7 separate regions of the Mus musculus genome follow, and all the other regions are linked to region 7. The links are chromatin loops, found by intact Hi-C in ENCODE. Cell type or tissue: heart. All regions are shown on one strand.

What was found. A loop is a pair of places that touch in the nucleus more often than their neighbours do. Peaks named below come from ENCODE experiments on the same cell type or tissue, not always from the same donor. Only the 100,000 strongest peaks of a DNase experiment are listed, where the experiment ranks them.
Region 1: a loop joins it to region 7, with 10 times the contacts of the local background. A loop is called at or near these places in 7 of 42 quality-filtered maps.
Region 2: it touches region 7 in a loop (2.1-fold over the local background); 4 of 42 quality-filtered maps call a loop at or near these places.
Region 3: a loop joins it to region 7, with 2.4 times the contacts of the local background. A loop is called at or near these places in 8 of 42 quality-filtered maps.
Region 4: it touches region 7 in a loop (2.7-fold over the local background); 3 of 42 quality-filtered maps call a loop at or near these places.
Region 5: a loop joins it to region 7, with 5 times the contacts of the local background. A loop is called at or near these places in 15 of 42 quality-filtered maps.
Region 6: a loop joins it to region 7, with 3 times the contacts of the local background. A loop is called at or near these places in 2 of 42 quality-filtered maps.

What each region holds. Positions count from the first base shown.
Region 1 is chr15:10,816,276-10,820,275 of GRCm38, forward strand. No RefSeq gene overlaps it. Among named protein-coding and RNA genes, the nearest start is that of Gm19276, 11 kb to the right of the region's middle. In heart, a CTCF peak has its summit at 2,022; a DNase peak (open chromatin) is centred at 2,126; H3K27ac peaks cover 1,149 bases.
Region 2 is chr15:10,597,094-10,601,093 of GRCm38, forward strand. It overlaps Rai14 (retinoic acid induced 14), which reads right to left. Exons shown (of 18, transcript NM_001166408.1): 5 at 2,627-2,691. Gm10389 (predicted gene 10389) reads left to right here and starts at 3,200. Exons shown (of 3, transcript NR_033541.1): 1 at 3,200-3,294. In heart, no CTCF peak of the experiment used is centred here; a DNase peak (open chromatin) is centred at 2,068; H3K27ac peaks cover 706 bases.
Region 3 is chr15:10,485,464-10,489,463 of GRCm38, forward strand. It overlaps Brix1 (BRX1, biogenesis of ribosomes), which reads right to left and starts at 474. Exons shown (of 10, transcript NM_026396.3): 1 at 272-474. The coding sequence starts at 430. Rad1 (RAD1 checkpoint DNA exonuclease) reads left to right here and starts at 555. Exons shown (of 6, transcript NM_011232.3): 1 at 555-801; 2 at 990-1,253; 3 at 2,527-2,635. The coding sequence starts at 1,056. In heart, CTCF peaks have their summits at 766 and 1,985 (motif pointing right); a DNase peak (open chromatin) is centred at 558; H3K4me3 peaks cover 1,902 bases; H3K27ac peaks cover 1,409 bases.
Region 4 is chr15:10,769,460-10,773,459 of GRCm38, forward strand. The region is part of intron 5 of 4930556M19Rik (RIKEN cDNA 4930556M19 gene); the gene reads left to right. Among named protein-coding and RNA genes, the nearest start is that of 4930556M19Rik, 57 kb to the left of the region's middle. In heart, no CTCF peak of the experiment used is centred here; a DNase peak (open chromatin) is centred at 2,052; H3K27me3 peaks cover 342 bases.
Region 5 is chr15:10,867,218-10,871,217 of GRCm38, forward strand. No RefSeq gene overlaps it. Among named protein-coding and RNA genes, the nearest start is that of Gm19276, 40 kb to the left of the region's middle. In heart, a CTCF peak has its summit at 1,792 (motif pointing right); a DNase peak (open chromatin) is centred at 2,814; H3K27ac peaks cover 909 bases.
Region 6 is chr15:10,581,914-10,585,913 of GRCm38, forward strand. Rai14 (retinoic acid induced 14) reads right to left here. Exons shown (of 18, transcript NM_001166408.1): 13 at 1,869-1,923. Among named protein-coding and RNA genes, the nearest start is that of Gm10389, 16 kb to the right of the region's middle. In heart, a CTCF peak has its summit at 1,669; no DNase peak of the experiment used is centred here.
Region 7 is chr15:10,713,140-10,717,139 of GRCm38, forward strand. Rai14 (retinoic acid induced 14) reads right to left here and starts at 1,492. Exons shown (of 18, transcript NM_001166408.1): 1 at 1,384-1,492. It overlaps 4930556M19Rik (RIKEN cDNA 4930556M19 gene), which reads left to right and starts at 1,697. Exons shown (of 7, transcript NR_045063.1): 1 at 1,697-1,841; 2 at 3,509-3,635. In heart, a CTCF peak has its summit at 2,190; DNase peaks (open chromatin) are centred at 832 and 1,622; H3K4me3 peaks cover 2,586 bases; H3K27ac peaks cover 2,507 bases; H3K27me3 peaks cover 1,411 bases.

The DNA of each region.
Region 1 (4,000 bases), 100 kb after region 7:
TGGACAGTGTGTGGACTTGGTGACTGAGTCACTGGCCACAAAACCTTCCACAGAGGACCATAGGAACAAGTAGGGAGGCAGCACTGACAAGTCAGTCTCTGGGTACCTGGAAATATGGTCATCCTATCATGCTCAAATTCCTGGAGGGCCATTTTCTTCAAATTCCTCACCAGTATCAAAAAGGTTTTTTTCTTGGAAGACAGAGAGGAAGATGTAGACAAAGCAGCCACTTTGGTCACGAGTTTGAAAGTCTTAATGCAGTATGAGATTCTCTGGAATTCCTGGCAGCGGCAGACATGAGTCATATATAAATGTCACTGTCTGACATTTATAGAATATTCTTCATGGCACTTTCTAGAGCTTTGTTAAGAGAGAAGCACTGAATTTTTTGGATGGCCGGGTCATTCTCCAAAGACCTTTTGTTAGAACAATAGGTCAAATCAAAGGAAATGAAACATTGCAGGCGCAAGTTAAGGACCCTTAGCTTCAAAAAGCCAAGGAGACAGACTGCTCACCTGGCTTTTAACAACTGGCTGCAACTCAGGTCTAGGAGCTCCAACATCCTCCAAGGGCACTGCACACAGACACACACGCAGGCAAAACACCCACACACACAAAAGTAAAATATTTTTAAAGAATAAATTTCCCAATAGTTCATTGGAAACTGTTTCAGTCAAACATGGAAGTTTGATATTGGAAAGGTGCAGAGTTTATGTGAAACCAACTTTAAGAATATGCGTTGTCAGTCATAGCCTCTTAGTCAGCTGCACAGACAGGAAGAAGGTCCTGGCTCCATCTTAGCTGGTGAGCAGGCCTTGGGGAAGCCCACCTTAGTCAAGTATGTCATTCAAATTCCCTTTTCCATTCACTGCTTTAGTGACCACTATGTGGTCAGCTATGGCCAATAAGAAGTAGGCAAGTCAGTTTGAAGTAATTTGTGAAGATTTTGCTTCCTGACAGAAGGAAGGCAGAAAGGGCATCCTGTTTCCTGTTTCTTAGTTGCTTTCAAACAATTCTGTGTACAATGAGAAAACTATAACCACGTAAAGGTAACACAGCCAACATACCACCATGCAGTCTACATCCATCTGGGCTCGACACTGGGGCCGTCATCAGATCTGACTAACCATTACTTGATTAGATGTATTCTATTAAAAATATTTATTATTTTTGTGTGTGTGTGTGTGTGTGTGTGTGTGTGTGTACACCTATGGAAGGTCAGGGGTTCATATCAGTACTTTAAATATTCCTTACTTTATTTTTGGAGACAGGGTCTCTGGATAAACCTGTAGCTCACTGACTGGCTAAGCTGGCTGACCACCAAACCCCTGTGATTCTCCTGTCTTTTCTATAAGTCCTAGGACTACAAGCATGTGTTAACACATCCAGCTTTTATATGGGTGTTGGGGACTGCAACTCATATTCTCATGTGTCTACAAAAAGCACATTACCTGCAGAGAGACTTAACCTCAGTCCCAAGAGCTTTATTTCTTGAGCTACTGGATGTGCTAATTGTCATTGTAACCAGATGCATGCTAACTCCATCAAACTCTGAGTTTAACTTTTTTCTTCAGTTGCCACCAGGATGCTCAATCCTTTTCAGGGAGCTAGGACCTCATTGGGGAGTAAAAATTCCTTCTGGTGTTGCAAGTAGAATAGATTCATCCTACTTTGTCTGGCCTGCGTATGCTGGTACAGGCTAGAGATGAAGAAATAGACACCAAGGCTAAACTTTTCACTCAAGTGCTTTGGGAACAAGTCCTGGGAGAGAAGCTAAGAGACTGACTGGGCAATGGGAGAAGGTAAGAAAGGAAGCGGCTGCATCAGGGCCTCTGCTCTGGAGCTGGGAAGGCACTGCAGAGTTGACCCTGCTGAGGTAAAGTTGACGAAGCTTTGTGCCCTACATGGGTCTCTCTTTATAGAGAAGATATTAGAGGAAAGGGTGTAGCCTTTGGCAGGAGGCAATTCCTGAAGAGGGACTCATCTATAAGCAGCCAGCAGCCAACACACCCTGCAGTTGGGAAATGAGAACACAGGTCCTGAAGGGGCTGGCTGGGCGGCCACCAGCGTGTTGCCAAAGAGAACCCCTCCCTTTTCCTGCTGCACACTGTGGCAGGCAGCCATGAAAAACACTTCCATTTCCTCCAGGGGAACCCTTCTGGCTTCTGATGCGGTCCTTGAGGCTAAACACTCTAAAGGACAGACTCTATCCAGGGAAGGATGAGAAGCCTGCAGCGAGCAGCTGGTTCCATGGTTACTCATACACTCCACCCAGTCCGGCAGGCTCTGAAGCAGACCTCAGCAGGAAGAGGAGAAACGTAGACTTTGCACAGATTGCCCACACTGGGCTGCAATGGAGCACCCAAAGAGGCGGATGTGGCTTGGGAGAGGGGACATTGTTAGAAGGAAACACCCATGCATTATCCAAACTTGTCCAGGTAAAAGTCAGGCAGGATTTTAGAAATCTGGTGGTTTTTAGACAAAAGAAGTGCGTCAGATACAGTGGCATGACACACCCAGGTCCAACATCCTCTGGGAAAGAAGAAATTTGAATCAAGTTTTGTTTTGACTAGATGGGATGCTTTGTGGCCAGGATGTGGACTTCAGGATGGCTTTGTTGCCTACTGCCAGCCCTCATGCCCTCCCCCCTCCCCATCTCCTCTTGGCTGAATGCAGTTGTTAGACAGCCCTGTATTACTCCTTCTGGGAATTGTTGGAATTCTCCTCCCTTCTGAACTGTGGATTCATGCCTCTGGAGTGGTGGCATTGGCATGAAATCTCACATTCACATCCCTTAGAGGGTCAGTTTCTAGCTCTCTCAGGGAATGTCACTATTTGCACATCCTCTCCCTCCCTCACAGGATGGCTCCTTGGAGGGGTAGGCAGACAGGTTTTGTTTTATTTGAGCAGAGTGATGGAAGGATAATCTTAGTAGTTCCTCCATGTTTTTCTAAGGATGAGCTTCTATTGTGGTGTAGAAAGGAAAGGCTACTGCTGTCCGGGTTTGACATTGAGTGGAGTAGGTAGGGTCTCAAAAGCTTTCATGGGTGGTCTAGGGAGAGGCTGTGCATGGCCAGGGTTTAATTACCCCCTCCCCCCAGTTTTTGTGGGTTTGGATACAGCCAAAAACTACTTGATGACTCCATCATCTCAATTCCATGCTGTTCACCATGTGTCATAATACAGCGCTGTGAGGTGGGGTCTGTGCTGGCTTGCTTCCTATTGGTATGATAATATCACAATCAAAAGTAGCTTGGGAAGGAAAGGGCCTTAAAAAAAAAAAAAAACAGTTTATAGTTCATCATGGAAGGATGTCAGGAGGAAGAAACTGAAGCAGAGGCCGGGGAGAAATGCTGCTTATTGGTTAGTTCTCTGTGACTCACACTGTTTGTTGTATAATACAACCCAGGAATTCCCCAGGGTCACCCTGCCCATAGTGTGCTGGGCCCTCCCACACCAATTACGAATTGTGAAAATGCCATACGGATTTGCCTAAGAGCCAATCTTAGGGAGACATTTTCTCAACTGAGGTTCCCTCCTATTATGTGACTTGAGCTCTAAGAATGCAGAATGTATAACACAGAGAAAGTTAATCATAGTAAAGACATATGTGGTGAAAATTGGGCCTGGATTCCCACACTGACAATCCAGTCTAAGACCTATGCTCAAAAATACTACTTTTACTTTGGGTCAGGTCTACTTCGTAGTGATCTATCTGATGGAGTAATGGTGTCTTAGGATCTCATTGCTGTGAAGAGATACCATGACCAAGACAACTCTTATAAAAGAAAACATTTAATTGGGGCTGGCTTATAGGTTCAGATATTCAGGCCATTATCATCATGGTAGGAAGCATGGCAGCCTTCAGGCAGATGTAGAGCTGGAGAAATTGCTGAGAGGACTATATCTTGATCTGAAGGCAGCCAGAAAGAGATTGTATAGGCAGGGTATCAGGAGGAGGCTCAGATTCCAGAATGGGTGGAGCCTGAGCATGTGGCAT
Region 2 (4,000 bases), 120 kb before region 7:
ACAACAAATAAGTTAATAAATTGCTTGAATTATGGCAGTGGTGAAGCCAGGATCTGATCCTGTTGGAGTCTGGATTCTTGTTCACATATAAGCATTATCTGTGAGTGCCCTGGCTCAAGAACTCACTTGTTTGACATCTCATAAGCACTCAAAAGGGAAGTTTTCCACTCTTCCATCCCTAGCCTGCCCCTCCCCAAGTATTTACTCTCTCTGTGAACACCAACCACCATTGTCAATCCACCCAATGAGACAGAAGTCAATCTAGCTTTGATTTCTCCTCCCCCCTCTTCCTCCAGTATCTCACCTAGCACATCCTGTAGATCCCTTCTCCTAATGAGAGCTAGCCTCTTCTCTTTCTTATTACCTTCACATCATAGCCCCAGGCAGCTCACATGATAAACGAATCTTGCCTCCAATAGGTCTCATTTGTTTTGACCCATCTTAACCACTTCTCTATACAAAAGAATCATCTTACAAAACTGTATATATAGGTCACTGTTTGCCCTTCACACTTCCACAGTGAACCTAGGATTGCTTTGCTTGGCCATCACAACACACAAAGGGACTTGAGTTCTGTACAACATTCTCTCATTTCTCTGCTTCTGATTCAGTCTCTGGCTCCCCGACTCCACCCGCTTCCCAGTAGGACCTTGCCTCCCCTCATCCCGTGTAGTACTGCTCTGTGTGGAATGGGTTCCGCTGGTACTTCGTACACTGGAGATCTCAGCTTAAGCAACACCTTCTCTGTGAGGGCTTTCCTAGAAACCACTACTTTCCTTCTAAGTGCTCTGCAGTTTGTGACATATAGTCCTTTCCTTAACAGCCAGACAGTGAACTCCATCAACATAGCGACTGCCCTGCTTGCTGGTAGATACCTAACACTTAGCACCAAGCCTAGTACCCTGGAAGCACTTGATATGAGGACTTAACATGGAAAAGCAAGAGTTCACTTTGAATTTGCAGGACTCCAGAAACAGTAACAGCTGGAGAGCAGAAATATCTCCAGCAAACCAACAGGGCATAGAGAGACGAGGGCATGGGGTACAAGAGCAAAGAAAGGCTCAGAGAGAACACTAAACGCACAAGGTACTGGGGGGTAAGACAGCAGGAGACAAAGGAGCCTCCTTTATACACAGCCTGACTTGCACAGAGCTGAACAAGAGGTCTGAGAGGTCTGGGACCTAGTGCCAGACCCGCAGGAAGCCATGGAAGGCGGAATTGCTAACAGTGATCTAGAAAGAACAATGCTCAGAAGTGCAAGCCAGAGGAGGTAAGAATGGGCTACCTTCAAGTGCAGTGCTTACTCTGCTGTGGTCAGAAGACTGGAGATCAAGTCACTACTTACCCAGGCTCCGGCCTAATTTTAGACCAGGCACAAGGAACTGTTTAAAGGCTTCAAAGGTTTCAGAGAAAAACCAAGGCATTTGCATAACCAGATATAAAATTACATTAGAGGCTAGAATATCTGGTCCTAGCCCACAAGGACTTCGAGCTTGTCAGGTTAAATCTTCCTTAAAATCAGAGCCAGATGCATGGGCTGCAGTGGAATGGGAATTTAAAACATACTTTTTAAAAGTGAGGTAGAGCTCAGGGTATAGATGTGGGGCACTCTGGGCAAGAGAGTCATTTTTTTTCCCCCTTCATCCTGAGGACCTAGTCCTAGAGAAGGTAAGAAAATCTCCACATTAACTGGTCAAGAGCAATTCTCTTAAGTCAACACCACAAACACTGATCTATTTTTTTTTTCCTGAAATTTGCTTCAAAGACCCTGTTAAAGTTAGGCACTCCTGGAATGCGCAGCAGCGGGGCGCCGTGCAAAGCAAGACGGAAGAGCGGCCTGATCAATGGAACAAGTTGACGGATGTGACCACTGTTTTTGCCTTAGAATTTCAAAGCCAAACAAAAGCAAGATGCTGGTTCACCAAGAGTGTCTGTGAAAGCCAGGACGACAGCTTGACGGGACAGACAGTACTCCAAACACTTTATTGCTCCATGCTGTTCCTGAAAATAGCCAGCTTGCACTCTGACTAGCAACAGCTGGACATTACTGTATGCTCTTGTGGGGCTGGTTCATGAAATACACGTCTTAACAAATTCACGGAGGTCAGCACCTTAGGGGATCACGATAAACTTCCCGACAAAGCCAGCCAACCCGGGATTTGGCCAACAATTATAAATAAGAATAAAACCATGCACTCTAACAAGAACCAAAAACTAACTAAGAGCTCATCACACTACGCACCAAGACGGAATGGTTGCAACTGCTTATCTGGAGGGACTGCACCCCACGAGCAATTTACAGAGAGAACAACAGGATGCTGCAGAGCCAGGGTTTGCTACAGTTTGGAAAATGCTTCATGAAAACCTGACTTTCAGAAAAGAGGAACTAAATAAGGGGGTAGTAAGGCGGGTCCTAGGAAGAAAACTCAAATTTTAGTGAGGAGCGCCTTCTCGGCTAGTCATGTTGCCATGGAGACAATCTTCTTGTTAGTCATTCTTTCCACATGGGCTGGAGGACAGTATTCAAAGGGGTGTGTACTGAGAAGTATTTCTCCTTTCACAAGTAAGATTACCTTTAAGTTAAGAATAAATCAAGTGACATCCGTAGCCTTCGTCACCTGCTTACCTGAAGAAGCTTCCTGATGCACTCTGGGTGGCCATTCTTGGCTGCGACATGCAAAGCACTGTGACCTACGTGGATTGAAGGGTAAACATTGGGGAGTGGCCACATTAAAGATAGATAGATAGATAGATAGATAGATAGATAGATAGATAAATAGACAAACACCAAAAACCCAAAACAACTTTCATTTTCTTTTACCTGGTTTCCTTACACCATTTTCTTGCATATTAGTTTTGGTTGATTTCCCCCCAGACCTGCTCTTCCTTCTTATTCTCCCAACCAAATATTCCCCCCTTTAGTTTCTTGTCATGTGTTTTAGCATCCTTCCAACCCTCTTGGTTAAAGCTACTTTCTTTCTCTGCTCTTTTCTCAGGTCTGCTCTCTAGCTTCATGACCTACACCCACAAGATAACCATTAGAGGAGCCAGAACCCACATCTGAGAGAGCATGTGGTGTTTGCCCTTTTGAGCCTGGGTTACCACAAAACGCTATTTTTCTGTGAGCCTCATAGTTTCAGGGTTGTTTTTCTGAACAGATGGACGAAATTCTATTGTGTACATGCAGTAGAGTTTCGTTATCCATTCCTCTGTTGATGGGCACTTTAGGCTGATCTGATTTCTGTGCTTTTGTGATTACAGAAGCAATAAGCGAGGACTGCAAGTTTCTCTGTGGTAAGTCCTTTGGGTGAAATCTCAGGGGTGGTGCGGTAGTTGATACTTTAGTTTTTCTCTTGTTTGGAAACCCCTATGCTGATTTCCATAGTAGCTGCAGTTCACACTCCCACTGGCAGCCAGTGAGTTCCTCTTGCCTTAGCTTTTGTTGTCATTTATGATGTAAAGCGCCTCAAAGACCTTCATTTAAAACTTGAACAGCTCAAACCTTCAGAGCAAGGCACAGGAAGAAGTATGATGCTAGACAAGACCTCTCTGAATAGCACACACTCCTTACATAGTTCCTAATTGCTATGCCAAAGACAGCTAGGAGGAATAAACTCTTCTCCCACAAAGAAGGGACTATTTCTCTAGAGATTAAGGTCATACATTTAGTGTGACCATGGGTATCGCACCCACAGGTAACACTCAGAGGCTCTAACCGCTGCTCCCTGCAGGTTCTGGTCTGCACTGGTCAGGACTGTGGTAGCACCAGGCTTCACAGTACTGCAGTTAGCTGACACGGGTGTGCAAAATGCCCCGGGTCCACAACATTCACATCAGACTAGATTACCTCAGGCCCAGATACCCAGAAAAGACAGCCCTCAGTCAGCAGTGAACATTCTAGAAACCTAAATACTTCCACAATATGTTTGACCCCTCATTTCCCTCTCCTCCAAACATGCTCATCCTGAAAGAACATTACCTGGAGGTTTCAGAGTTTTTA
Region 3 (4,000 bases), 230 kb before region 7:
AGGCGGGGTGGGGGTCAGTAACTGGAAGACAAGGATCCTGGAACTAAACACCCATTAAATCAACTCCCTGTTAACTGGCTTAGGGTCTACGAACTGCTGTCTCCAGGAAGAAGGCCATCTACACGAAAATTAGACATAAACACTGTCCAGTCCCTCCAGGGAACCCTAAGCATAAGATCCTGTCAAGTTTTGACTGGAGTCACTTCGCTGCTTCGGTGGCCCAAAGGTGGGTCAGAGCGCCGACTCCAACTTCGGGAGTCGGGCCTCTTACCTTGCAAACCGGACCTGGAATACGATCTCTATTTTCCTCCTCCGCCTCTTTGGCCACATCGGCCTGCTTAGCTGGCTGCCCGGCATCTTTCGAGCTCCTTTTTGGCTTCTTCGCTTGAACCTCCAAGCCTCCACGCCGCTTTCTCTTGGTCGCCGCCATCTCGCCTCGCCGCGTCGGTCGCTGCCTGCACTTCCGGTTCTGCCGCTCGCTCTGCCTTCCGATCTCTATGGTAGCCCACGTTAGGCTGTGAGTTAAGTCATCCGGCTCCAAGGCGCTCGCTTCCGGTCTCGAGGTAGACTCTCTAGGCACACGGCGGCTCGGTGGTGACGGTGGCCTAGGTGGTTGCGTATCTGAACGGTGGCGGGAGCTGTTTGCCTGGCTTGCTAGCTTTTTGGACGCTCAGGGTGTTCTTGGGGCTGGGGTGGCAGGGGCTTTGAGGGGTCGGACGTCACCCACAGCCTGGCGCCAGGGGCTCCCTTAGTGGCCGCTGTGCGGCGAGCGGGCCGAAGTCGCGTTCTCCTGCAAGCCAGGTTGGTGGCGCTCAGAGGTGCTAAGCAAGCCCGGTTACCCGCGCCTTTTAGAGCTACCCTGTGAACTGCATTCAGTGTAGAATACCGTAGTTTTGAGACATGAAAATAGAATGATCTCGATTTCGGCTCGGGTTGAGGTCGCCAGTCCTGTCCGCACTGATAGCGAGGTTTGTTGTTCCGTGTCTCAGGTTTTCACACATCTTCCGGAAGAGGAGCATCCTTCTTCTCGGAGCCGACGGTACCGTGGACCATCCATGCCTCTCCTAACCCAGTACAATGAAGAGGAGTACGAACAGTACTGCTTAGTGGCCAGCCTTGACAACGTTAGGAATCTCTCCACTGTCTTGAAAGCCATTCATTTCAGAGAACACGCCACGTGTTTTGCTACCAAAAACGGAATCAAGGTTACAGTGGAGAATGCAAAGTGTGTGCAAGCAAATGCCTTTATTCAGGTATGGGGGAGTGAAGACATTTTTAAAGCATTCCCTAATGAATGAATTTGGAAGGACTTAATTCAACAAAACTCAAGTTAGTGAACAAAATGTCGTTACTTTTTTTTCTTTCCTGCCAACAAATACTTTCCCCATCTTGTCTCACACAGATAACGATTACTAGTGATAGTTTATTAATGACTCTTCTCACCATTTTCCTCTTTTAATCTTTACACATATAGACACTTTCTCGTTTGACATAGTGGCACCAGATTTAATTTTCAGTAGTCTTACAACTGATTGAATTAGGGCGAGAACCCTATTTACTCTTTACAGTATTATTGTCATGCACGTTTTAGTTTTTCCTCTTATTGGCTGTAATTTTTCCTCGGAGCATTTTCCCCCGGAGATAGAGTCTAACATGTAACCCTGGTTACCTGGAACTTGGTTTATAGACCAGACTGGCTTCAAGTTCTTGGAGATCCGCCTGCTTCTGCCTTGCCTCTGCCTCCCAAGTGCTGGGATTAAAGGCATGTACCACCACTGCCTGACACTGAATTATCCTATCCTTAAGTGACTTTAGCTTTAAGGGATAGGCACAAGACAGAGTTAGGGCAAGTTCACATAGGTGTTAAATTTAGATACAGAAATGAAGATGAAGAGCCCTTACTAGGGGGTGGTAACTTTGTGGTGTTTGGCTTTTTAATATTTTTAGAAAGGTTTATTTTATGTATGTGAGTACATTGTCTTCAGACAGACCAGAAGAGGGCATCAGAACCCATTACACATAGTGGTGAGCCATGTGGTTGCTGGGAATTGACCTCTACCTCTGGAAGAGCAGTCAGTGCTCTTAACCTCTGAGCCAACCTCCAGCTCCTGGCTTCTTAATTTCGTGTGTATGAGTGTTTTGCCTGCATGAATGTCTCCAAAAGGCGTGTACCTGGTTCCTGCCAAGTTCCTGTGAAGGGGGTGTTGGATCCCCTGAAAATGGTTACAAAAGGATTTTAGTCACCGTGTGGGTGCTGGAAATTAAACCTGTGTCTTCTAGAAGATTAGCAAGTATTCTTAACTGATGAGCCATCACTTAGTGTTCCACGTTTAATGATTAAACCATTCAGTAGTATTCAAGTGGGGAAAGGTTGAAAACTTAGTATGTCTTAGTTGGGAATGAGAAATACTCTCATGGAGTTGGCAGAGTATTGTTACTTTCTAAGCATAAAGTGAAATATAGACGTGTGAATTTTCATTCTTTAATATAATCCACTTTCATGTTTTCATGTTTGCTTTCTCATAGGCTGACGTGTTTCAGGAATTTGTCATTCAGGAAGAATCTGTTACTTTTCGAATTAACTTAACTATCCTTTTAGACTGTTTATCTATTTTTGGATCAAGTCCTACACCAGGTGAACTATTTTACTACTACAACTACTGCTACTACTATTGTTGTGGCATAAAAGTATTTATTATGGTTAAAAAAATAGAAAATACATACAGGAAGGTTTCTAGAATATAAGCTTTTTAATTTTTTTTAATCTTTTTTTTTGGAACAGAGTCTTATGTATCCCAGACTGGCCTTGAGCTCCCTGTGTAGCTGAGGATAACCTGGAATTTATCTTCCTGCCCTTGCCTCAAGTGATGAGATTATAGAGATAGGCAACCATTTATAGTTTTATGTGGTGTTGGGGATTGAAACTGGCACTTCATACGTGTTAGCCAAGCACTCGACTACAGCTGAGCTACGGCCCCAAGCCCAACAGTATTTTGTTAGAAAACTAACTTCTCAGGGAAGGACTAGTGAGGCCCCACCCCTAGTAGAGATGCTTTTGGCAGCTGATGGCAGCTAGGGGAGGGAAAAGTCATTTCTTTGGAACAAGTTGAGGAGTCCTAGGGAGGGAAGTATTAGGCCCTAATAATTAGGGGGTGCATTTGTATATATGAATTAAATTTTTAAAGAATAAAGGGAAACTGATTTCCAATTCATTTTCCTCCTAGTTGTTATAATCATAGGACATAAATATTTAAACTACAAGTTGAATGTTTGTTTTAGTTCTTTACATATTTGTGAAGGTATTTATTCATTTTAGGTCATCCTAATAGGCAAGGTATGTTATTACCTTACCTTCCTTTTTGCTGTGAAAAGAATGACTGACAAAGCAGTTTTAGGGTTTATTAATTAGGCTCACAGTTGGAGTGTGTAGTCCATGTGGCAAGGATGAACCTGGAAGCGAAGCAACAGCACAAGGCGGCTGGTGGCATTGTGTCCACGGGCAGGAAGCAGAGAAGAGCTTAGGTGGCTGTCTTCTTTTTATCCAGTCTAACACAGAAGCTCTTAAAATGGTGCCACCTGCATTTAGGGTGGGGCTCCCACCACCTCATCCTGATCATCAAATCCCTATCACAGACATGCCTAGAGGCTTGTCTCTTAGGTGATGCTAGAGCCGGTCAAGTTGACAATATTCATCATCACACAAGGCTCCAAGATTGTAAGTTTAAGATCAAAAGACTTTAAATTCATGAAATACCTTTAACGTTGTGAAATACGTTTTAATTACATATGTATTCTGACTTACTCAGAACTAACGTCTACTTAGAAGCAGGAGAAGCCAATTTTGCTCACTCTCAGTTGACCATTAATTAGGAAATTCAGTTGCCCTGTATATAAGACTAGAAGAATCCAAGAATTGTTTTATTTCATAGGGAAGTAACTCATGGCTTTGCACTGGCAGGTTCATAATTAAGTTTTGGTTTTTGTAGACAGGGCCTTGAGT
Region 4 (4,000 bases), 56 kb after region 7:
TTTATAGCAACTCTGTCAAGTATTAGCCCCCTCTAGTTTGAAGATAAGAAAACTGAGACTCCAAGGTTTTACTTGCACTGTGAGTAGGTGGCAGGAGACTTACTATGTGTCTACATCACTTGGAGGTTTCAGAAAGTAACTGATTTAATCATCACAACTGGACTGGGTGGCCCCAAAGGCCTTTATACCTCATAGCCATTTCAACAAATAGTCCTTGAATCGTATATTCCCTTCCAAACCAATTGTCTAGTCACAAAATATATGGAAGCCAAAACTAAGCTGTCTGTCTTGAGAAGGCTTATACTAAAGTGGAAGACATGAATCACACAAAGTCTGAACTGTACTGAGTCAGTTGCTAAACTGAGTGGCCGCGGTTCAGCATCTTGGGAGAACGCAGAAAACAGGAAGGCTGAAAAGTCACAAGAATGGGCTTAACGAGAAGCTGGTTTTCTAGTGAGAATGAAATTGGACAAGCGAGGAGTGTCAGCGGGGGCAGGAGGATAGAGAGGAGAGACAGAAACAAGCCCATCCAGTGTAAGAGAAAACTGAGCTTACTAAAATAAGGGTGTACTAGCACATGTAGCAAAGAGGACAGGGCAAGGGTAAGGAGCCTATGAAAGCCACAAAAGTCACAAGAATTACTGCATAGCAAGAAGACTTACAGGGTCAAACAGGCAAGTTGTGCCTTTAGGGAGATGGAAGGCACCAAGAGGACAAGCACTATGCTAAAGAAGTAAGCCAGAGCCAGACATGATCAATGTCAAAAGGGGAGACATGGGTGACTCCACGGTTGCTACCTTGGTCTCGCTCAGGAAAGGAAGCGAGGGTGATGACAGGAAGACGGGTGGAAGAGTTGCCTGTGCACTGCTCTTCTGAGTTTAAATAGGAGCATCTCCAAAATGAAATGAATGTTCTGTTGCTCCTTAGCTGGCAGTGACTTCAGGGTTGGTGGGCTGAGGAGACAGGGATGGAGTAGGGGACGGTTCCTTACATACCTGAGTGTGTATGTGAGACATGCCTCAAAGCAGGGAGACAGAAGAAAAAGCCTAAACACACCCAGTTTATCATTGTGCTAAATCTTGAGGAATTTAAAGTACGTCGGTATTAACCAACCAGTCAGCCATGATTTACTCTAGGAGCAGAGGCCCTGCTCTGCTCTGTCCCTGGGAAGTGTTTATCCTCCTGGGTTCCCTTGGCAATGAAAAGCTTGCTTTCATTAAGACATGCATGCTCATTTCTGTCTAAGTGTTAAGGAATCCTTTCCAATAAACTTTCCAATAAACCAGTCATCCCTGAGACTTACACATTTCCTATGAAGATCTAGCAACTCCTTGACATCTAGACCTCTTGAAAATTTAGGTGTTTCCCTGCAAGGCAAACAAGCACACAAATGATCAAATAAATAAAAAATCCCTCTCCAGTAAGCAGGTCAGCTTTCATTTCCTTCGGGAGAGGCCACAGACAAGCTGTAAATAGATTTGATTTGTAGATGTCTGGCCCCCCCCCCAACTTCCTGGCCTTCTCTTATTTATTGAGCACAAATTGAGAGTTGGATTTATTTGTTCATTTTAAATCTTTTGAATTGCCTAGAAATGAAGAGAAACTCATTCTGTCTTGAAAATAATTAAGATGCTCCAGTCTAAAGTATGCCTCATGCTGTGTGATGTATCTCTCAGAAAATTTATGTGTGTGTGTGTGTGTGTGTGCACTCATGTGTGTGGAAAAGAGAGAGACACAGAGAGACATAGACACAGACAGAGAGATAGCAAGACAGAGACACAGAGAGACACAGACAGCAGGGAGAGACAAGGATGTAAACTATTTTCTTAGACGTAGTGTGAGAGCAGACTGAGTCCTTGAATAGATGATAATAAGCACTAACTTGAAAACATCTGCTCCAAGCAAGTCTCAATCAAACTTCTGAAGAGGCTTCACCAGACACAAAATGGCATTTCCTGATCAGCTGTCGGGAATACTATGTGTCGTCTACAGACATGAATCACATCCCCTTTTGGTACATTCCATTTCACAACAGGGACATGAGCCTTTTCCTGCTGGGCCTTACCAGCTTTGCAGGCAGAGGGAGGAGCTAGCCTTTCTCCTGTGAGACACACACTTAGCCCGAACGTTCTGCTCCCCTGGCCTGAGAGGCAGAGAAGCACCAAGATGAGAGAAGCTTAGGTGATTGGCTGGGTAGGCATATAAACAGCAAAGCCAAAAGTCCAGTTAGATGTGGGCTTTTCTATAGGCACTGAAGGCTTTTGAAAGTCACCAGCATTGACTAAGAAACTTGTTCAGTGCTTACATGTTGTTTCTGTTAGACTCACCTAGACACACCTCTTTTGTTTACTTTGCCAACTTGATGCCGCCATTGGCTTTTCTTACCTTGAGGGATGGGGGTGGAGCCACTTGCTCTGTCCAGAAGAACATGAAAGCAGAGCTGGAGACCATGCTTACTTAAGTCTCCTTTTGAATGACCTGGAATTGTTTTCTTTTTTTTTTTTTTTTCCATTTTTTATTAGGTATTTAACTCATTTACATTTCCAATGCTATACCAAAAGTCCCCCATATCCACCCACCCCCACTCCCCTGCCCACCCACTCCCCCTTTTTGGCCCTGGTATTCCCCTGTACTGGGGCATATAAAGTTTGCAAGTCCAATGGGCCTCTCTTTCCAGTGATGGCCGACTAGGCCATCTTTTGATATATATGCAGCTAGAGTCAAGAGCTCCGGGGTACTGGTTAGCTCATAATGTTGTTCCACCTATAGGGTTGCAGATCCCTTTAGCTCCTTGGCTACTTTCTCTAGCTCCTCCATTGGGAGCCCTATGATCCATCCATTAGCTGACTGTGAGCATCCACTTCTGTGTTTGCTGGGCCCCGGCATAGTCTCACAAGAGACAGCTACATCTGCGTCCTTTCAATAAAATCTTGCTAGTGTATGCAATGGTGTCAGCGTTTGGATGCTGATTATGGGGTGGATCCCTGGCTATGGCAGTCTCTACATGGTCCATCCTTTCATCTCAGCTCCAAACTCCGTCTCTGTAACTCCTTCCATGGGTGTTTTGTTCCCAAATCTAAGGAGGGGCATAGTGTCCACACTTCAGTCTTCATTCTCCTTGAGTTTCATGTGTTTAGCAAATTATATCTTATATCTTGGGTATCCTAGGTTTGGGGCTAATATCCACTTATCAGTGAATACATATTGTGTGAGTTTCTTTGTGAATGTGTTACCTCACTCAGGATGATGCCCTCCAGGTCCATCCATTTGGCTAGGAATTTCATAAATTCATTCTTTTTAATAGCTGAGTAGTACTCCATTGTGTAGATGTACCACATTTTCTGTATCCATTCCTCTGTTGAGGGGCATCTAGGTTCTTTCCAGCTTCTGGCTATTATAAATAAGGCTGCTATGAACATAGTGGAGCATGTGTCCTTCTTACCTGTTGGGGCATCTTCTGGATATATGCCCAGGAGAGGTATTGCTGGATCCTCCGGTAGTACTATGTCCAGTTTTCTGAGGAACCGCCAGACTGATTTCCAGAGTGGTTGTACAAGCCTGCACTCCCACCAACAATGGAGGAGTGTTCCTCTTTCTCCACATCCTCGCCAGCATCTGCTGTCACCTGAATTTTTGATCTTAGCCATTCTGACTGGTGTGAGGTGGAATCTCAGGGTTGTTTTGATTTGCATTTCCCTGATGATTAAGGATGTTGAACATTTTTTCAAGTGCTTCTCTGCCATTCGGTATTCCTCAGGTGAGAATTCTTTGTTCAGTTCTGAGCCCCATTTTTTAATGGGGTTATTTGATTTTCTGAAGTCCACCTTCTTGAGTTCTTTATATATGTTGGATATTAGTCCCCTATCTGATTTAGGATAGGTAAAGATCCTTTCCCAATCTGTTGGTGGTCTTTTTGTCTTATTGACGGTGTCTTTTGCCTTGCAGAAACTTTGGAGTTTCATTAGGTCCCATTTGTCGATTCTCGATCTTACAGCACAAG
Region 5 (4,000 bases), 150 kb after region 7:
CTAAACCAGACAACCGAAAGTCAGATACTTACTGTCTTCCTTCCTCTTTAACTGTGTGATTTAAGTCAGGTTCTGAAAACTCTGTGAACCTCAGTTTTTTCAGCTGTAACATGAAGATGTTCAAAAACAATAGAACAACTCCCCACCCCACCCACCCCCCACCCAATGGTATCTGCCTTAACAGTCTTCTTCTGGGAGGATATGGTATTTAAAGGAGTTATATACAAAAGTGCCTAGGAAATCCAAGGCATGAATAATTGCTCCTGTTATTTTGATTTGAGCCAAGTAATTTTTCTCTACACCCTGCCTTCTGCTCTCGCCCATGATTCCCACACAGCCTCTCACATCCTTGCTCTGTTATTGGGGACTTACATGGGGTAAGGCTGGGGCTGGAGGAAATGGCTCAGTGGGGCAAGATGGAGATCCTCAGAACACATAAAATCCAGGTGGGTGTGGAGGCTGCCTATTATCCTAGTGCTTGAGAATCAGACAATGGGGATCTTTGGAACAAGCTAGCTAGCTAGACTAGTTAGACGACTAGTTAGACTAGTTAGACGACTACTTAGAAATAGAGTTCCAAGTTCAGCGAGAGATCGTGCCTCCGCAAAACGGAACCCTATGGAGCACAACCTATGGAGCACACGCGAGGGCAAGTTCAGGCCTTTACAACTCTACCTATGCACAAGCACATACACACGGGCACATATTGTAAACACAGACACGTAAAAAGAGAAAGAAGTTGGGCCAGGGTCCCCATGAGGGTTCTGTGTCAACACATGAGTGCTAACAGCAAAACCAGGGCGGGGCCAGTAAAACAGGAAACGGAAGCTAGAAGCCTTTAAAACTAGAGATGGGAGAAGATTGAATCCTGAGGTGTTAGAGAGGCCAAAGACCTACCCCATCTCTAGGAGAAACAATGGGGACGCAGCAAAGAAAGGCACTGAACTATGTGGGAAGTCAGAGCCAGTCAGTTCTGTTGGATCATGGGCTGATTCCGAAGGACCAGTCCCTGGCAGCCCCAAATCCTTCTTCACTTTGGGAAATTCTTAAGTTCTGGGCTCTGGCCCAACAGCAGTCGGAGGCTCGGAGTTCTGAGGTTGCTGTGAGACACCCACGCCCACTTCTCTCCTCTTCACCCTCCAGCCATTTTTGTTCTTTATGCCTCTATGAACGTTAAGCAAAGAGAAGAACGATGTGGTCAAGGTGATATGTATGTTTCCTGGGCTACTCTGACAAAAGAAGGGAACTGTACTGTGTTAAACTGTGGGACCTGAAGTGCAAGGGCTCCCAGACAGGACTCATTCCTCCTTCCAGCTCCTAGTGATCCTTTGTAATTCACTGACATTCCCTCTCCTGAAAATGTATCGCCCTGTTTCTTGCCTGCATTTCCACATCGCAGTCTCCCTCTGTGCGTCTGCCTCTGTGTCCAACTTTCTGACTTGCATAAAGGTTCAGCCACGCACATGTACTTAATCAAGATCTGCACTAATGACTTCATCTTAACTTAATAATCTACAACAACCTATATCCAGCTGAGGTCACATTCTGAAGTATGGGGGTGGGGGAGGGGAGGATTTCAGAATGATGTCATCCAACCCATAACACTCTCCTGGCTTCTCTGAAAGCTCTTCGGGCTGAGGTGGGGAGAGGGAGCTGCAGACCGAGAGGGAACGCACACCAGAACCGCACAGCATCTGCTTCTTCACAGTAACTAAATAGATTGCTAGGTTGAGTCTTTGGTTTTATTTTATATGTGTGGGGTTTTGTCAGCAGGTCTGTGCAGTAGATACATTCAGTGCTTGCAGAGGCCAGAAGGGGGCAGACAGGATCCATAAAGAAACTGTCAGGTAAAGAGTCTTTTCTCATGTACTTGTTTGGAAGGATCTAGTCCAGATGACCTGATGTCCCCAAGGTGTGAGACCAAAGACTGGGATTGGGAGACATTGCTGGTAGTGGAGGGTGCTGGGTCAGACCCTCAAACTCTGCCAGCTGGCTAGCTGTTTACTTCACCTGCAGTGATAGACGGCTCTCAGTCTCAGACTGCCTTGCATCAGTTCTTCCCCAGTCTAGAGACAAGAGGTGCCTTGTGGGAAGCAAGGCCATGACCCAAGCTCGACCTCACACGCGGTTTCTTTCTCGTTGCCCAATTCTCTCGCCCCCGGACAGTTTCGTACTCAGAGGAACAACAGCTCCAGTCTGGGCAGGGTAGTGAGCTCACTGCCTGCTATCACCACCACCTTCTTTGTACAACAACCAGGCCAGCTAACGGTCAAGAAATGGTCCTGTCAATCACCACGAGAGCTCTTTACTGCTTTCAGTGTCCAGGGAGAATACTGGAGGCTCTCCCTCCCACAGCCAGCCCAGTCCAAGTTTCTGCATTAGTCCCTCCTTGTTTATTACCTGCCAGGCTTACTTAGAGCAGCAACGTGATCAGAATGGTCTGGCACATGTATTTATAAAACATAAGTGGTCACAGGAAAGCTGCGTTTAATAAGTAAAGCGAACCAATCAGAAGGGGACAGCGAAGGCTCTCCATTTTACCATATCCAACAACTAAAAGCACAGTAAGAAAGTTCAGTTAAATTCGAACATCAGAGAAATGATAACTAATCCTTTAGTATAAGTGAATCCTGGGCAATGTTTGAGATGCACTCACACTAAACATTATTTATTCTGTCTCTTTATCGGCAACACCAACTTAACCGTACTGTACTGTGGTTTCTCCCGCCTGCGGCGGTTCACGGTCAAGATCTCCAACGCCTTGACTCTTGACTGCTGGGGAGGAAATCTGGGACGTCTCCAATCCTGACGTCAGCAGCCCTTCATTGTGGTAGCTTTCGTCACAAGTGCTGCTCCAGGGCCCCCAGGAGCTGCCTGGAAGGCTCACAATGCCTGCGCCTGGGAAGTCCCGGAAACAGGATGTGCATGGGATTAAGTGTTTGCAGATAATCCTGATTGATTCCTCGGGCTCTGATAGGATTTGTCCAGGATTCCCTGCTCTGTTAATGAGAAGTGAATGTTTAGGTGACATCAATCATGTTAGTGTCCATTAGGTGGAAAATTAGTTAAGGGTCATTTCAGTTACCAGTTCTAAGACACTCTCTCTCTCTCTCTCTCTCTCTCTCTCTCTCTCTCTCTCACACACACACACACACACACACACACACACACACACACACACACAATGCTTTCCTATTATCATCCCCAAATCACGCACTCTGGTTCTCTATGGCTATAAAAACAATACTTGAGTATTGTTGGAAACTTGGGAAGCATACAAGAAAATGAAGAGAAATAAGCAAATGAAGCGTTTCTAATACTGAAAAGTTACTGTCAACATATAGATACATGATCTTTCACTCCGTGTCTTTCAAAATATATATAAATATATATTGTTAGTTTTAAATTTTTAAATTTAAATATATATGTACGTATATACATATATAGGTGATTTGAATATTACCCAAGTTTAATATACATGCGACAATCTAGACATCATGAGTATACATGACTAAATCATACATGATTAAAGTGTATGGGAATATATATAAGTGATATATATATATTCCCATACACTTTAATCATGTAAAGTGATAAGCCAACTGTATACATGATACAAGTTCAAAGAGTTTGAAATGGACGATTCATTACTTATATTAACTGGGACTTAAGACTAGGCAGAGAAAGAGGATAAAATATCAAAACAAGTTCCTGATAAAGAAGAAAGAACATTGGAGTGAAGGCCACAGAGAAAGGTGAATGCTATGTCATCAAGGTGCTAACTGCCCTCTGACTCAACGGTTCCTAGGCAAAGTGAATGTTTGGTGGATAGTGAGGATCCAGTTAAGAAGACCAGTTCCTAATGCCTTCCCATGGAAATATTGACATATACAAGAAAGCAGCCACTCCACAAGCAAGTGGCTTCCAGGATGATGTCACTTCAGTGGTACTTGGGAGTCAGCCGTAGCAAGTCTGTAATCAATATGCTTATAAATTATTA
Region 6 (4,000 bases), 130 kb before region 7:
CTTCTCATGTCTGGTACTAGGTGATGCTCTCTGAGTCCCTCTCTTCTCATGTCTGGTACTAGGTGATGCTCTCTGAGTCCCTCTCTTCTCATGTCTGATACTAGGTGATGCTCTCTGAGTTCCTCTCTTCTCATGTCTGATACTAGGTGATGCTCTCTGAGTCCCTCTCTTCTCATGTCTGATACTAGGTGATGCTCTCTGAGTCCCTCTCTTCTCATGTCTGATACTAGGTGATGCTCTCTGAGTCCCTCTCTTCTCATGTCTGATACTAGGTGATGCTCTCTGAGTCCCTCTCTTCTCATGTCTGGTACTAGGTGATGCTCTCTGAGTCCCTCTCTTCTCATGTCTGATACTAGGTGATGCTCTCTGAGTCCCTCTCTTCTCATGTCTGGTACTAGGTGATGCTCTCTGAGTCCCTCTGACATGAAGTCTGGGGGTGGGGGTGGGGTCTTCATTTTGGGGGAGATGAACTAACATAATGAGAGCCTGAGAACAATCCTAAGCAACTGAAATTGAAGTTTCTTCTACAATATAATAGATTCTTTTAAAAGTATCCAATGGAACATTTACTCAGTTACATTAATTAAGATTTGGAAAATTTAACTTTTTTTTAAAAATGTATTTAGTGTATGAGTATTCTGCTGCATATAAATCTGCAGGCCAGAAGAAGGCATCAGATCCCCTTACAGATGGTTGTGAGCCACCGTGTGGGAATTGAACTCAGGACTTCTGAAAGAACAGCCAGTACTCTAACTGTTGAACCATCTCACCAGCCCCAGAAAATTAAATTTCTAAAGTCCACAAATCCACACATTTATAGAACATACACTATAAGAAAGTGAATGTTGGAGAAAAGGGGACCTTGGAAATCCTATAGACTCATTTCAATAGAATTCTAAAGATATATTCTTTGCAACACAGTGGGTATAGGTATCTATCTGCATCTCCTTTAAAAGGGACTTCTTCATTTTTTTTTTTTTTTGTTTTTCTTTTTGAGAGAGGGTTTTACTATACAGCACAGGCTAGCCTCAGAATTGGGGTCCTAGGACAGATCTTTAAAAGGCACAATTGGACTAGAATGTAAATAAATAAGATGATTTTAAAAAAAGGCACCACTGACTAGCCCCTGTGTTGGTGAAGCCATTGCGACTGCATTTGACTTACTGGCACTTTCTTTACCTAAATGTACTTAGAGCCCACGGTGGGAATTAAAGTTAGCTAGTGGGAGCAGCAGGGCTATAGAGTCCCCTCTGTCTTGGTGATATACCTTGCTGCTTGGGTACAATGAGAGTGAGATGCTATAAGCCTGAGACCTGTGGCCTGCACCCCCAAACTGTAAATGCATAAGATGAAATACACAGGCTATAGCAATCTGATAGCTTATTTTTGACACACTAAATAACTAAGACTGAAAACAGGTCCAACAACTGCTGTGCATTTAGTGGGAGGTACAGTAACTGGTATCTGAACTTGTCTACAATCGTAAGGTGACAGGAAATTCTGAGTCCTCCGGGCACTGCTGCTACTCTGCCAACACTATTTACTGCCGCATTCTTAATTAGAGAAAATACTAATGGGAAGTGAGAACTGAAGATGGAATTTTTTTTTACACTCAAACTTAGTTCTTTAACATATAAACCCCTCCTAGTGGAGAAAGCACGCCTGTGCACTGCTGGCTTAGTTCTTTAACATATAAACCCCTCCTAGTGGAGAAAGCACGCCTGTGCGCTGCTGGCAGTCCTGGGACAGGCATGAGCTGGTTCTCATGACCTTACACAGAGGGCTTGACTGGACGCTGCTCTCCTTATGTAAACATGTAAGAAATTAAATGTGGTCAAAGGCAGGAAAGGCGATTTTCCTGTTCATACCTGCAGTACTGTCGCTCAGCCTGTCTTTGTTTTCTTGTATGGAGCTGATCTCAGCCTGTGTGTAGAAACACAAATGACAGTTAAGGAATTTTCCTGAATATCGTGCTCATTACACTTAAGTGTCACACTGACTACTCTCCTTGAGTCTGACCGCAGAAAGAAGGTCTCCTGGGAATCCACTAGTAAAATGATAGAAAATGTCACAACAGGAAAACAGGCAGTTAAAATATATGCAAATAAAAGAAAATACATGCAAGTAAGAGACAATTACTTATAAAAGTATAGTTTTGAAAATTTCAGAAATTGCAGAGGATATACTCTCAGAATATTTTTTTAGAAATTGTAGTTATATTTTAAATTATAGTTTATATAGCAGCCTTTTTTCTGGACTTTATCCTAAAACCTGAGATAGCAGAGTTTTGTTTTTTTTTTTTTTATAATATAGTTAAATAGAACTAGTATTTATGTGTGTCATGAATTGACTAATTAAGTATATTAAACATGATTTTTTTTACATCTATTACTTGTTAAATTTTCTGCTATTAATCCGTTTAAAGGACATAGTAATACGTAAGAGCTGTCTGGGAGGAAAACATTTTGTAAGGGAATAAAAATTTTCATGGTCTTGGACTGATGGTTAATGCCCTTAAGACTTTGTTTGTCCTTAAACTTTGTTAAATTACTGCAAGGTTCCTTGAACTCACTCAATACAACACCTTGCCAGAAATCCCTGTACTTCATCTAGGTGAGCTACAGTGTCAGGAACATACGGAGTTGGTCACTGGTAGCACAGTGGCTTATTTTTGACACTTGATAAAAGATGGCTGTCCCGCCCTTTTCTCTTCAGCTGTAAAAGATACGAACGGTGGCAAACTGCCTCAAATGACAGTTGACAATTTCATGAGATTATAGCAAATGATTATAGCACAGATAGCAGCACCATGGCAACCACAGATTTCCATCAGTCATCCCCAAGGTTTCCTTCTCACAGCCAATCCTTGCCTGCTCTGTCCCCAGGCGGCCAGGACTCCCCGATTTTCATTTTCTACAATGGACTGCCACACAGTAAGGGTATATGTGTAGCTGGTTTTTATTGTTATTATTGTTATTATTATTATTATTGACGGCTTTCTATGTCTGGTGCTGTTTATATGCCACACAGCTCATCCCTTCTGCACGTCATCATTGAGTGATACGCTTTCACACAGATATATCGTATTATCTGCATCCACTCAGTACTGATGGCAATTCAGCTTAGGCTACTGTGAATAAGACAGGGACATTTAAGTATCCAATTCTGTATGGACATTTTTTTTTCCTTTTGTTGGGAAAACACACAGGGCTGGATCATAGAGTAGGCACATGTTTAACTTGTAAAGGAATTGTGAAACATACAAAATAGCTAACATTTTACAATCCCACCTGGAGAAAACGACAGATGTACTTCGACTATATTGCATGCTCATCAACCTTTGGTCTCAGCCATTCTAAATTGGCACTTAAAGAAATCTTGCTTTGCTTTGTGTTGTTTAGGAGCCAGAGCCCACCTTACTGTTGAGAGTTACAATTCACGGTATTGCTGGCTGCAATGCATTGTGTCTCTCCAGCCACAATCTTACTAGATGACGTCAGAACGCTAATACAGGACCATGATTCCCTTGTGTTGCCTATATGAGTGTTCATCTCAAAAGTCTACTGATACGGCCTAAAGTAAAGGAAGTGGCAGTGTGCGGGAGTGGGCCTCAGAATTCACCTTTAATAAGTCCGAGTTGGAGGATGTAAATACACAACCAGCTACACAGGAGGGATTCGTTTAACAGTTAGAAATTTCCCCTGTCCAACTACAACATCCCAGGGATGCCTAGGTAAACAGTCATTATAACCGAGGTCCCCCCTCTTCTTTAAAATACTTTCTAAATACATACTTTACAGAATTGGTAGAATAAGGCCTAATGGACTTTCTAAAATAGATTAATACTGCTTTTATAGTCAGGAAAAGAATTTGTGCAGCCATGAGAAAAGCTTTGTTGTTGTTTTGGTTGGAAATGTCAACTCGGTTTGGTAAGATCAGTTCTAGGTGAGCTATTGTTGAGCTATGGAATGGTTTTTAATGACTGTGTTTTTAATTATGC
Region 7 (4,000 bases):
TTAACAGTTAAAAATTAAACCCATCAGTCAAAAACAAAACAAAACGACTCGCTTTCTCACGTGTAAGCAAGGGCCCAGCACTGGTGGGACAAAGCGAAGTCCAACCTCCCTGGGATTCACAGGCTTTTTTCCAATTCCGTTCAAACCCATAGGAGATGCAAGTTCTCGCTAAAAGAGCAAACGCTAGATCCGCTAAAGGGACAAACCTTGTTCTTCTCTAGGCCAGCCTTCACAACCTTGAGATCTCATACCCCAGACAATAAGCAGTCTTCTAGTCCCAGGCAGCTCTGCTCTGCGCTATTCTTCCTAAAGCCGATAGCATTCAAATCACCAGAGTTCAGAGTGAAGGGAAGGAGCAGGTACGAAGTGAGTGGCCTTGCATCTGCATACTTGGTAACGACGTAAAGTTGAGCTGAGCTGGGCTCCTTAGAAAAGAAAGCCTGGCTTTATATAAAGCTCAGGCCTCTGTGAGGTCACCCCTGCCTCTTTAAGTCACAGTGGGCTCCATCTGCTTTAATCTCCCCATCTGTTGCCTTTCCATACTTAACCCCCCTCCACCAAAGGAAATGTGAAATCCAAAATGAAAAACTACTGGAAACTGCAGAACCTAAACTGGCGACACAAACTGGCCCAAGACAGTAGGCGAGAGTTGAAAGAAGGATGGATGCTTGCCCTCCCGGACGGGTCGCGAAGGATGCCGACCTAAGCCCAGCAGCTTGGAATGTTTCCCAACTCCAGCATCCTCCTCCCTGCCCTCCTAGGAGCTGTGGTGGGGGAAAATGACAAGGAGAGTTGGGGGTAAGGGGTAGTGGCAGGCCCAGGGTGGTCTCGCCTGCGCCCTCCAGACAGCTCACCAGCTCCCTTGAGTCCGTAAAGGAACAATAGCGGACTGTGGGTCTCCAGAGCCACCGGGCGTCTCTCGCTCCCACCTCCCGTCTCCGGCTTTTCCAAGTTCAGTCAAGAGGTGGGTCGAGCCAGGGAGCAAGGACTGGGGCACCGGACCCGGGGCAGGGCACGAAAGTGGGACGGGCTGCCCCGGGGGCGCAGCCACAGCGTCCTCTCGGGTCCGGTCATTCATTCCCACCCGCGCTCCCTCCGCAGACACCCCGCGCCACTGTCCCGCACCAGACCGCCAGAGGAGGCGAACCCCCTTTCCAAACTAGGTCGCACCTCTCTCTCTTTCTGCCAGATCCCCACTATCCTCCCGTTCCTCCACCCCACCCCCCCTTCCAACTGTCTTCCGTGGTCAGTGAGCGGCCAAAGCTCTGTCCAGACCAAAACTCCCGCCCGCTCCTCTCGGCGCCCGGAGCTCTGCGCAGCCCCAGACACAAAGGCGGGGACCGAGTCCAGAGCCCGCACCCCAGCCTCGCCGCCGCCACTCACCCCATCCAAGCGGCGGCCTCAGCTCCTGGCCCCGCTGGCCGTCCCGCCCGCCGCTTCCCCAGGAAAGTGCGGCTGCCGGGCTCGCTTCCTGCTCGGCTTCCTGCGCTGGGTCCCTCCTCCTCCTCCTCCTCCTCCTCCTCCTCCTTCTCCTCCTCCTCCCGACGCGGGGTCAGTGGGCGCTCAGCTCCGGGGCTCCGCCGGCAGGGCGGGGGCAACGGCAGCACCACCACGTGGCCGCCGGGCGCCGGCCCCCGACCTGGATCCCGTGGGCTCCAGGAGGGAGTTGCTAGCCACTCCCACTCCGCGCGGCCCCAAATTCCGGGAGTCAGGTGACCTGGCCCCGGAGCTGCTCCCTGGACCTGCGGGAGGTGCTCTGCGACCGCCCACGCCCCGGCCCGCGGCGCGTCCCGGACGTCCACGCTTGCGTTTCTGCGGATCGTGGGAATCCTTCTGCGTGGGTCTGTCTCACACCTTAACTTGAAGTTAGTGAGATCCGCGGTATGCGGGTTCCACCGCTGGGGTAGGATAAGGGCTCGGAAAAAGTACTTGTTTCTGGTCAGTTTCCAAAGTTATCTGTAGTCTTAGGAAAAGCCGAGTCACCGACCCAAGCCCCCTCTGAACCAGACTGAGATCGGTTCCATTTCCAGTGTGAACGAAAAGAAAGTAAACCAGAATGTACTTACATTTTCTGGGCTAAACCAGTTGGTTGGAGCGACTGTTTCCTAACACTCCTCAGGTGTAAGACAAAACTTAGTTGTGTTCTGCTCAGGGCTTGGGAGACTATCTACAGCCTGGACTGGCCGGCTAGATAGGGGCAGGAGCGCCCTCAGCGGGGTGTCTTGAGTTTGGAAGTCCTGAGATCCGGTAAAGCTTCCCTCCCCCAGACCACCAGGACCGGACCTCTGAACCGAATCGACCCTTCCATTAATTCTGAGGGTTTGAAATCTCACTATTATTCCCCTAATTTAAGCAGGGATTTTAGTCCCACTAGCCAGCTAGATCGTAAAAAGTTTGACTCACCAAAGCTCCATGGGACTCCTGGTTGGTGTTGTGTCTTTCGCACAGAAAGGTTTCTAGAGTAAGCAGATCCTAGCTATTTTTGCTAGGATCGCCTGTAAGTCCACTGAAGTAAGGAGGAAAAACAACCAGTTCCAACAGAAGTGAGAGTCACCCTAACAGCAATCAGTGTACAGTATCTTGACTTTGTGTGTTACCATCGGATCGGGTGGTTTGTTTTTTTTTGTTTGTTTGTTTTTTTTTACCCCACCCCTTCACTCCTTTCCCTAAGAGAACACCTTGCCTTAGCTTTCACAAGCGAACTTGCCAACTAGAAAACAAAAGCTTCATCTTTAGCTCAATAGTCTTTACTTCCTAAGTACCATACATCAAAAAGAATCCCTGGGGGGGGGGGGCGGGGCAGGGGAGTGGGAGTGGGGAGCCAATTCAAAGCAAGATACACACTTTTACACATGTGATGTGGAACTAAAAACCACACTAAAAGAAACAATTGACAGCACCCTGTGTAGTGTGGGCCATTTCTTCTAACCGGGTTTTGATCTTGGGTTCTTTAATCAGTTACCAACAGAGTATTTAAGTACCTTCTACCGATCCTCCAGCTGGAGGAAAGGTAACCACCTGTGGATCTGCTTTTTGTTGAATCAGAGGCAGCTGGGAGGGTGGTACAGCCTGTCAAAGGCTCCTTTGGAAATGCCAGTGTGTGCATATTGTTTAGGAAACCGACGACAAACTGTAGTTAAACTATTCAACAAGTGTCTCTCTAACCAGCCTTTCATCACCCAAGTCTTCGCCTCTGCTTATCTTTCCTGGTCACCTGAAAAGACCCCTTTCTCACGCTGCCCTGTTCCCATAGGTGCCTTGTGTGCTACCCTCATTAGTTTATAACTCAGCCCCCATCAGCAAGTTTGATGTGTGTGAGGCACTGTGTGGAGGGGAGACTGTGCCAAAACCGTTTGCAGATTCAATCTTTTCAAACTCAAAATTAACACCCAGTGTACTCTAGAGTCTTCAACCTTCCTTAGACAACCCTCAAAATGCTTCCTCCTGCACAGAAATCGGTTTGGGGTTAAGTAACGTCTTCTCATTGTTTTGTTTTTGTTTTGCCCAGGAGTTTTAGAAATGCTAACCGAGCTCAGGTTTTGAACATGTCTGGGACTGTGAATTGGCTGCCAGAATGAAGTGAGTAACTGCTATCTAAAGACTGTTAAAATCTGATGGGATAAACAGGTTACATGGTAGGTATAACTTTTTTGTAACCCATTTTTATTACGGGTTTAACCTCTCCTCTAGCCCACCACCCAGTAGAGGTAGTGGAAGAGAAAGGTTATTAGGATATGGGGAGAGAGGACCTGCTTAGCAATAGTTTTGGGGGGCAAATTCAATCTTCTTTGGCAGCAGTTCAGTAGCAAACACCAAATATGACTTAGCAGCTGTAGACCAGTCCTCTAGGCAGGCAGACACCAGGCATAAACCAGCAGCTACAGTCTAGTTCTTTTAGTAAGAAGACACTAGACAGCTGTATCTCAGTCCTGAGGAACCTGCCGGGCTCACCAACCTGCCGCAGAAACCACAAGCTGTTGCAGGAACCTCACAAGCAGTT